Regions from separate parts of the Homo sapiens genome. Here region 1 is linked to region 2. Evidence: chromatin contacts called from ENCODE Hi-C or POLR2A ChIA-PET data. All regions are on one chromosome and are shown on one strand. Each heading gives the region's core, a stretch centred on a gene start or an enhancer-like site at or near the end of the contact. The rest is flanking DNA. Distances are from core to core; before and after follow the strand shown. Region 1 overlaps MIPEP (mitochondrial intermediate peptidase). Region 2 has its middle 110 kb from the start of TNFRSF19.

Evidence for each region. Hi-C counts contacts between places; a loop is a spot of excess contacts on that map. ChIA-PET counts read pairs that join two places held with the same protein, here RNA polymerase II (POLR2A). Pooled maps may share reads with other maps.
Region 1: a map of IMR-90 shows a loop between it and region 2 (2.7-fold over the local background). The contact joins two enhancer-like sites. A Hi-C loop is called at or near these places in 1 of 168 maps with a recorded cell type or tissue (IMR-90) and 6 of 50 pooled maps. POLR2A ChIA-PET finds 5 or more read pairs at or near these places in 1 of 52 experiments (AG04450).

What each region holds. Positions count from the first base shown.
Region 1 is chr13:23,751,132-23,755,861 of GRCh38, forward strand. All of the region lies in intron 18 of MIPEP (mitochondrial intermediate peptidase), which reads right to left. Among named protein-coding and RNA genes, the nearest start is that of PCOTH, 140 kb to the right of the region's middle. RefSeq lists an enhancer at 1,908-2,017. Within about 2 kb of position 2,585, at least 5 of the 41 ENCODE cell types and tissues checked have a DNase peak (open chromatin) inside an H3K27ac peak, as active enhancers do; they include IMR-90, where a contact is called at or near this core.
Region 2 is chr13:23,677,890-23,682,415 of GRCh38, forward strand. No RefSeq gene overlaps it. Among named protein-coding and RNA genes, the nearest start is that of TNFRSF19, 110 kb to the left of the region's middle. Within about 2 kb of position 1,547, at least 3 of the 41 ENCODE cell types and tissues checked have a DNase peak (open chromatin) inside an H3K27ac peak, as active enhancers do; they include IMR-90, where a contact is called at or near this core.

The DNA of each region.
Region 1 (4,730 bases), core at 1,335-3,834, 74 kb after region 2:
TAGATATCTTCATTGTTTGCATTAATCTTCTTGGAGCATGGAGGTGATTCTTTGGAGTATAAACCATAATTCTCTGGTTTGTTTCTTAAACAAAAAAAATTTAATAAGCTAGAAGAGATGATATAGGATAATATGGCAAAAGCGAGTGTGTTTGGCAGACTATAAATAAAGCTCTACAGAAACGTAAGGTATTATATTTTAATCAGCTTAAGGTAAGGCCCTGCGGGCTTCTAGACTTTGGTTTGGTGAGTCAGTCTGATGCGAAAAAACAAACAAAATCGAGTTTCAGTTTGTTGAGAATTGACTCATTTAGCTACTACTATTTCTTTCCATCTGATCTGATGTTTGGTCCATTTGAAAAACTCCATAAAGTTATTATTTAGTATCTCTACTTGCATACTGCTTTTGGCCAGAGAGATTCTGATTAGAAAGGAGCATGGAAATAAAGTTGTTTAATATTTACAAATAACCTCCTGGAATGCTAAAATCTTGGACTTTATCCTTTCCCTTCCCCTCCCCTCAGATTCTTTGCGGAAGAGTTGAAGAAAGAGAGCATAAGGAATTCTGTAACCAGAGGCAGAACCCAAAACTAACTGGGCCATGTCCTGCTTACATGGCTGTGGGGAGAATCTTTCCATCAGGACCCCCATGGCTAAAAATGGTTATAAACTAAATTGACAGCTTTGCCACAAAAGTCTAAAGGAGCTCACAGGAAGAGGAAGATTTTATTGTTGATCAGTGGATGTCAGGCAGGTCTCTCCAATGTCAATGAGAATAGATAGGTTGCGACATTAAAAAAAAAAAAACTTGGAGATCGTTAAGAGAACCATCAGGGCCCAAGACCCACATTGCTTACATCTCTTGCCTTCTAAAGGCCAGGTCACTTTCATGTCAGAATGTAAGGATCAACAGAGAAAAATGTGGGCAAGGCAGCACAGAGGGTATGAACACTGACAAAGTTTCATTATTTATAAAAATAGGGACAATATGACCTGTGTTATAGGGGATTAAACTTATCAGAGGATAAGTAAAATCTGAACCTAAAAACTCAGTAAGAGGGATTTACCTAAAAATTTTACATAACATAAAACACAAAAAGACCAAATAGTTTACAGAGGGCAATATGAAAACTTGCATGAGTAATACAATTGCCATTCACAAACTGCTGAAGTAATATAGTTTCCATTCCTAATATCTATATAATTCTACCAGTCTATTTGCTGTAGTAAGAAACAATTCTGCTTCCTAGTGGGGGCAAAGTATTACTTCCTTGCTATTCACAAGCCTCAGCATATCTGTCTTTTTAGAAAACTGCACATTTTCTGAAGTGGCTGTAATGGAAACTGAACCTTAGATCATGCTCACCATAGCATACTTAACAAATATTCTAGTATATATTTTATAAAATGGTAAAATGAATGGAAATGCCATATCATCATGGTTTATTTTAAGCAAAAACCTTAAGTTATCTTATTACTCAGAAATGTGATTTAACATAAGCCAAAAACCATTGTGGGGGTATGAGATGAACAGCAGAAAACCTTAACATTGACAATGAGAGTTAAACCTCACCCCAGATGTCTCAGCAATTAAGAAAGTTGGTTTCAGTCAGGTATTGCCACATGTGTTTAGTGGAGGATTAAGTGACTGAATGTCATGCCTATAATATATATATTTATGTAAGCTATGAATGTGTTTAAAAATAGACAAGGCCATACTGTCAATCTGCAAAGCTACTGCCACACGTCTGTACACACACCCCACCCCCTTCAGAGATTAAAAAAAGGAGAAGCAGATTAAAAAGAAGTGCTTTGGGCCAGGCAAGGTGGCTCAGGCCTGTAACCCCAGCACTTTGGGAGACCAAGGAGGGTGGATCACCTGAGGTCAGGAGTTCGAGACCAGCCTGGCCAACATGGCAAAATCCCGTCTCTACTAAAAATACAAAAATTAGCTGGGCATGGTGGCACATGCCTGTGGTCCCAGCTACTCAGGAGGCTGAGGCAGGAGAAGTGCATAAACCCAGGAGGTGGAGGTTGCAGTGAGGGGAGATCGTGCCACTGCACTCCAGCCTGGGCAGTAGAGACTCCATCTCAAAAAAAAAAAAAAAAATAATAATAATAATAAGACAAAAAAAGAAGTGTTTTGAAGTCAAATCACATTTTACCTCCCGCAAGGAAATTAAGTGACTTTCCTAAGTAATTTATAGACAGTAAGTAGCAGAGTCACTGACTGCAAATCCAATTCTATTTCACCATGTGATTGCTTTCTTTCTCTGGGGAAGAAAATACTGTTTTAACCACTATTATGTTGCCTTCAAATGGTATTTGGTGTGTTAGGCTTTTTAAGAAAGCCCCTGCTGCTGCAACTTGTCTTTTTTCCTGTGAGGATCACTCTATGTAAAGTTAAGTAATGGAAAACTTCTGAATAAATACCTTGCAGCCAAGAGTTAGAGAGCATAGATACATGGTTGCCTAGCAGTGGCCTTTAACTGATGAATGTAAAGCAAACATCAGGGAAAAAAGAAAGTAGAGGAATCCTGTGTGCTCAGGGACTTCCTTGAATAGGGTGTTGGCCTCTAGCTGGTGAGGACTAGAAATGGCCGAGGGACTCAGAGCTCTGAGCAGAGCCCTGTTCCCAAGGGATGACTCATTCTGAAAAAGACAAATAATCTAAAAGTTTGCCTATGTAGAACTTATTATTCAAAGATCAAAAGCATTCCCTATTTGACTTCTCTGAATTTGTATCATTCAAAGAGCACAAATATGAATACAAAGGTATTCTGACCCTAAGAAACACAGTCTTATAACTAAGGAGGTAAAAAAAAGTTGTGATTTGGTTAGGGAGGTACATAGTTTGAAGGCAGGTGTTCTATTTCTTTCCATTTTGCTATGTAATATAATTCTTTACATTTATCCAGGAAGCAGTTAAACAAAAATATATAAGGTACCTATAAAAAGTTACATTTTCATAGAAGAATACTGCCAACGAGATCCTGTATGCTTTTACATTACAAATCTCAGTAATTTCACCCATCACTCCTGGTAATACCCCAGTGTTAAGGCTGTGAGCCAACACCTAAGACCTGCTGTTTTGGGGTACAGACTGACTGCCTCCAAGAAAATGAGAAGCCACTACTATGGGTCTTAGCTTACAAATCCAGCCCTATGAAGTGACAACTGGCATAACCCTCTTTGCATGTCCCCCATTCATCTCTGACATGAAACAAATCATGTGAATTAATGAGATCTGACAGAACAGCATTAAGAAAAATATTAAAATGTAAAAGTAGAATTGTTCTATTGTTTGTGTTAACTAAAATCTGAATACTTAATCATCTCTGGTTTGAATGATGGACTTCTTTTTCTCTCATATGTGAATTTTAGTGCAGAAAATATTAAGTTTCTTAACACAAAATTGTTTTGGATAAAGAACAGAATTTTTGAGAGTTAGTTGCAACATTCTGGGAAGCCGACTAGAAAAGCACACCAGCCAAAAGATAAACACTGAAAAAGATTTACATTTTTTTCTTTTGATGGTATCTCCTATCAGCAAATGTTGAGGTGTAGCAGCATGGCCTGGGAAAGGATGAGCCAAGCACGGCTGCCAGGAACACACACCTCACAGAAACTCACCGCTTATTTCCGCCTTAGCTCGGGGTGGGCTGGCGCTACCAACCACCAGCCAAAAGTATACAATGTACCCAATCAGTAGCTTATTATGATGTGCCTATTGTTTCACTTTTGCCTGGGTCTGGAACAGACCCTGAACTAGATGTCCTGTCTGACAGTACAGGCAGCTGAAGAGCTTGGTCTGCTTGCTGCCTGAGGTCCTGGTTCAATCCCTGGCTCTTCCACATACTGCCTTGTTACATAAGCAGAGGGCCTAACCTGCTTATTGTCTATAAAACGGGGATCATAACTCCTACCTCATAGGGTTACTAAGAAGAGTCAATCAACAGATACATGGTAATCCCTAAAACCATCCCCAGAGGTGGAAAGTTCAATAAGGACCAGTAAGGACTAGCTGTAAATGATGGCTGTGTCAGCATGCACACTTCCTCACTCTTCACAAAGCTGATGGAATGAATGCAGTCTCCAAAAGAGCAGGATGTTTGTCTAAGCGTCTTTCACTACTTCACCTCTGGCACATGGAATCATGTCTGGCACATAATTAGCACTTCACAAATATTTGCTGAATAAATGAATGGCTGAAGGCACTGCACAAATATTTGCTGAATAAATGAATGGCTGAAGGCAAGAATCTGGAATTCTGCTAAAAAGGAGTACAGGCATTAGATTCAACAGTCTTAGGCAAGGAGACATTTAAATCACACTCATGACTACCCAGACACACTCAATTACTACAATGAAAACACTTCTCCAATATTGAAAGTTATTTCCTATATGCACTTTTTCAGATAGCCAGAAAACTTTTCAGATAGTCAAGCTCAGCTGCAAATATAACCATCAATATATTGCAATTATCTAGTAACATTCATATCTTCCTATAAATATTTGTAAGCATGTTTCAATGTTCTTATATTCATACATGAAAAATCATGATGATCACTTCCATTTACAATTAAATTTTCAGTAAAAATACTCAAATAAAAAATTACTGAGAAAATTACATAGAAAAAAAGAATTGTAATACCTTAAAGATATTAAGTTCTAATTTTTCAACAGGTAAAAAAACAAATCTAACCCAATGCCTTGGAATTTCTTGAAAAT
Region 2 (4,526 bases), core at 297-2,796:
CTAGGGGAGGCTCCCGCAGCACAGGAGTCCACTTGTGGGGAGGCTTAGGTATGGTGGGCTGCAGGTCCTGAGCCCTGCCCCACGGGGAGGCAGCTGAGGCCCTGCGAGAATTCGAGCACAGCGCCGGCTGGGGTACCTGGCACACCCTCTGCAGCTGCTGGCCCTGGTGCAAAGCCCCTCACTGCTCAGGCCGGCGGGCCGGCTCCGAGTGTGTGGCCCACAAAGCCCACGCCCACCCAGAACGCGTACTGGCCCACAAGTGCTGGGCACAACCCCTGTTCCCGCCCACACCTCTCCCTCCACACCTCCCTGCAAGCAGAGGGAGCCGGCTCCGACCTCTGCCAGCCCAGAGAGGGGCTCCCATAGTACAGCAGCAGGCTGAAGGGCTCCTCAAGGGTGGCCAGACTTGGCGCAGAGGTTGAGGAGGCGCTGAGAGCGAGCAAGGGCTGCCAGCACACTGTCACCCCTCAGTAATAACAATGACATATTTTCATTATTACCACTATTATTAAGGTCTCTGCAACTGGGTACTTATTCTGAATGTGTCCCATTTTAAACTAAGAAGGTATTGTCTGATTTCTTTTTTTAAAATTTAATTTAATTAATTAATTTTTTTGAGACAGTCTTGCTCTGTCACCCAGACTGGAGTGCACCTCCCAGGTTCACACAATTCTCCTGCCTCAGCTTCCTGCATAGCTGGGATTACAGGCACATGCCACCACACCCGGCTAATTTTTGTGGGGTTTTTTTTTTTTTTTTTTTGTATAAACGGGGTTTCACCATGTTGGCCAGGCTAGTCTCAAACTCCTGACCTCAAATGATCCGCCCACTTCGGATTGCTGGAATCCCAAATTGCTGGAATTACATTTTTTAAAAACAAATTTGGCACCGACTAAGGTCTGTAAATAGAGCTTAAGTTTATCATTCAGTCTTGAAAGTGAACAGTGGTCTGAGAGGTTTCAAAATTGTCTATAATGTCAAACAAGTTTCAGTAAGTCCTGGTATGCAATTATAGGGATATAATTATGCTGAGTCAAGGCAGCAGTTCACACTAGCATTAGTTATGTCACACTTCAACCAACGGAGGGTTGAAAGGTTTCTACTCCAGAGAGTCAGCTGGCCAAGGGTAGGTCATGTCATGAATGGCCAGTGGCGTTTGAATTAGTGTGATCTATGGCTGCTTGAAATTCACCTCTCCAGAAGACTTGAATTTTTAAAAGTTATCAGCAAAACCACTTTCTCTAGAACCATGGGTGGTCTTCTGAAGCAGGTTTCATTTTTTGTTCTATAAAGAGAGAGGATTCTTTTTTCCATAATTTCTAATGGCATTAGCTATTCCTACTTAAGACTGAAATAGCTGTGTTCTGGTAGCTTTGTTTGGGGTGGAATTTAACTAGCAGAACTATGTAGAGGGATTTTCCTTACCTGGGTTGATTATTTACAGTAAATAGAAGATCTGCAGACCATTCTGCCAGCAATCTTTTAATAGCAGGTTAGGGAGGCAGGCTGCGCCACCGCAAGGCATGCTACCCCTCCACAGATCAGAGATGAATCATTTCCCTTGAAGTTCTAAACACAGGTCCAATTCCTCTCAGAAGACTCACTCTAGTAAGATGCATTTCCTGTGGCAGTCCTTAATGTATGCACTCAACATACATTTATATAGCATAGAGCATGTGCTTGGTTCTAACTACAGTGCCAGGGCCAGAGAAGATATGAAGAAATATAAGGAAAGCAAGCCTTTTAAGTGTTTATAAAGTAGACCTGGGCCAGCATGGTGGCTCACGCCTCTAATCCCAGCACCTTGCAAGGCTGATGCAAGAGGATTATGTGAGGACAAGAGTTTGGGATCAGCCTGGACAACAATCTGGGACTCCATCTCTACAAAAAAAGAAAAGAAAAAATTAGCCAGTGTGGTGGTGCATGCCTGTAGTCCTAGCTACTCAGGAGGACCAGGCAGGAGGATCCTTGAGCCCAGGAGTTTGAGGCTGCAGTGAGCTGTGTTAGAGCCATTGTACTCCAGCCTGGGCAGCAGAGCAAGAACCTGTCCCTAATAAAATAGCTCTTAATTGTAAAAATACAAGTGCAAATCCTTCTGGGGACAGTGAGGAGGGGGCACAGAAGCTGGGAGGGAAAGTCCTCTGCACTGGGCCATGAAGACTCATGTGGTATTCACCAGGCAAGTGGAGGGGTGGAAAATGCTAGAACTGCAGGTGGAAAGGCTCAGCCTGTGCTGGGAGTGGGAGAAGTGCAGGGAGGCTGGAGCACGAGGACACGGGTGAGGTGGCTCAGGGCAGATTTCTAGGCCAACAGGCATCCAATGGGCCCTGCCCTGGGGCTCGAGCTTCCCCCATGGGGGACCGACTTACCTCTATGTGAAGGGGTGACAGACATAAAAACCAAAATAGTCTTCCAGAAGCTTCGGAGTTCCAGAGGGAGGTGAGTGGACCTCTCTCCAGCAGCAGAAAATCCCCAATCACTGGGAGGGACCAGCCCCCTGCCAGAAGTGAAGATGGATAGTCTCTCTCCTGTTTGGAAATACTGAGCCTGAGCTCGTTCCGCAACATCTAGGTCATGTTGGTCTGGTCCTGATTTCCAGCAGGGCAGTGCTGAGCTTCAGGTGCAAGTTTAGGACTCAGCAGAACCACCTGCTGACATCAAACCAACGCTCCACTGGAGTCCTGAGAATACAAGGCTGAAAAGGCTAGTGCACTGCGCTCAAGCGGCCATGGCCTTCCTGTGCCTGTGGATTGCATCAAGCACCTTCGTGGCCTTTTTATCCTGGGCCTGGGATGCACTCTCATGGTCCTGCCCAGCCTGGAGCTCCAGGCAACCCTACCACCAGATCGGGGCCAGCCTTCAGGGCAATGAGTGTTGGCACATCCATTTGTAAATCTTAGCTTTGTGCATCCATTTCTAAATCTTAGCCAGTCGCCTTCACCTGAAAGCTAGCTAGCTCTAGCCTGATGGTGTCTGTCTGCACCCTACCCTTGTCGTGGAGATGCTGCTGCTTTTGTTCCCTGCCCTCACATGGCTGAGCAGCCTCCCCACGGGAAACTCATGGGGCCAGAAGGCTGGCCCCTGGCTTGGGGAGGACAGCAAAGCCCGTGCAGCCTGCCTGCAGCTGGTTCTGCATCATTGCCTTCTGTAGCTCAGGAGGAGTTACCCTTGCCCTCCTGTCTCCCAGACTACTCCGGCTGCTCCCCAGCATCCTGGCATTATTGAAGTGACAGAAAGCTTCTGGCTGCATCTGAGAGCTGTTTGGATATTTTAACCACACATAAATGCACTGAGAGGCAACTAGGTTAATAAATAGGCCTACTAGAGGCGAAGCCCAAGCATAAAATTGAGGGAGAAGCCACCCGGAAAATGCAAGAATCCCCAGATCCGATGATCAGATGTGAGAGAATGCACACTTGGTGCTCTCTAAAGGCCTAGAACTAAAAGGCAACAGCTCCCTCGTGACTGTAGTGTTGTGTGAAAGAAAAGTAGAATCCCAGGACCCAAACTCACTATGCTGAAGGGAAAGTTAAGCTTGGGAACTGAGTCACTGATAATGTTTTCCTAAACAGCTGTAATTTCACAACCTGGCTTCACAGCCTCATTCTCTCTGCTCCCTCTTTTCACAAGCTTGCTTTATCATCCGTAGAATGCAGATTTACTGTGCTCGAGGTAATGCATAGCTGACATTCTCCTCTACTCCATCTTTTCACATGTGAAATGTAGATTTACTAAAGCTAGACAGAGCTGCACAAGATGTAAGCATTGGTTTCACTGCCTCACCTCTTCCCTTTTCCCCCCTCCTGCTTGCTCTTTCCCCTTTAAATACTGAAGTTCACAAAGCCCCCTTTAGGAAAAGCAGAGGTCACAGATGCCCCTGTTGTCAGAGGTATGTGAACCAGAGCAAATCCATCTTAAATAGGAGCTGGGTAAAATGAGGCTGAGACCTACTGGGCTGCATTCCCAGATGGTTAAGCCATTCTAAGTCACAGGATGAGATAGGAGGTTGGCACAAGATATACAGGTCATAAAGACCTTGATGATAAAACGGTTGCTGTAAAGAAGCTGGCCAAAACCCACCAAAACCAAGATGGTGATGAGAGTGACCTCTGGTCATCCTCACTGCTACACTCCTATTAGCGCCATAACAGTTTACAAATGCCATGGCAAGATCAGGAGTTACCCTACATGGTCTAAAAGGAGAGGACATGAATAATCCACTCCTTGTTTAGCATATCTTTAAGACATAACCATGAACATAGGCAACCAGCAGCCCTCAGGGGTACTGTCTATGGAGTAGCCATTCTTTTATTCCTTTATTTTCCTAATACACTTGCGTTCACTTTATTCTACAGACTCACCCTGAATTCTTTCTTGCTCGAGATCCAAGAACTCTCTCTGGGGTCTGGATTGGTACCCCTTTCCTTGTAACATCTTTCTGGCTACCACAGAAGCAACTATAGTGCGGAACCCCCCACCGACCCAACAGCTAACTTTGGATAAGTGGTGGGGTCCAATAACATCCT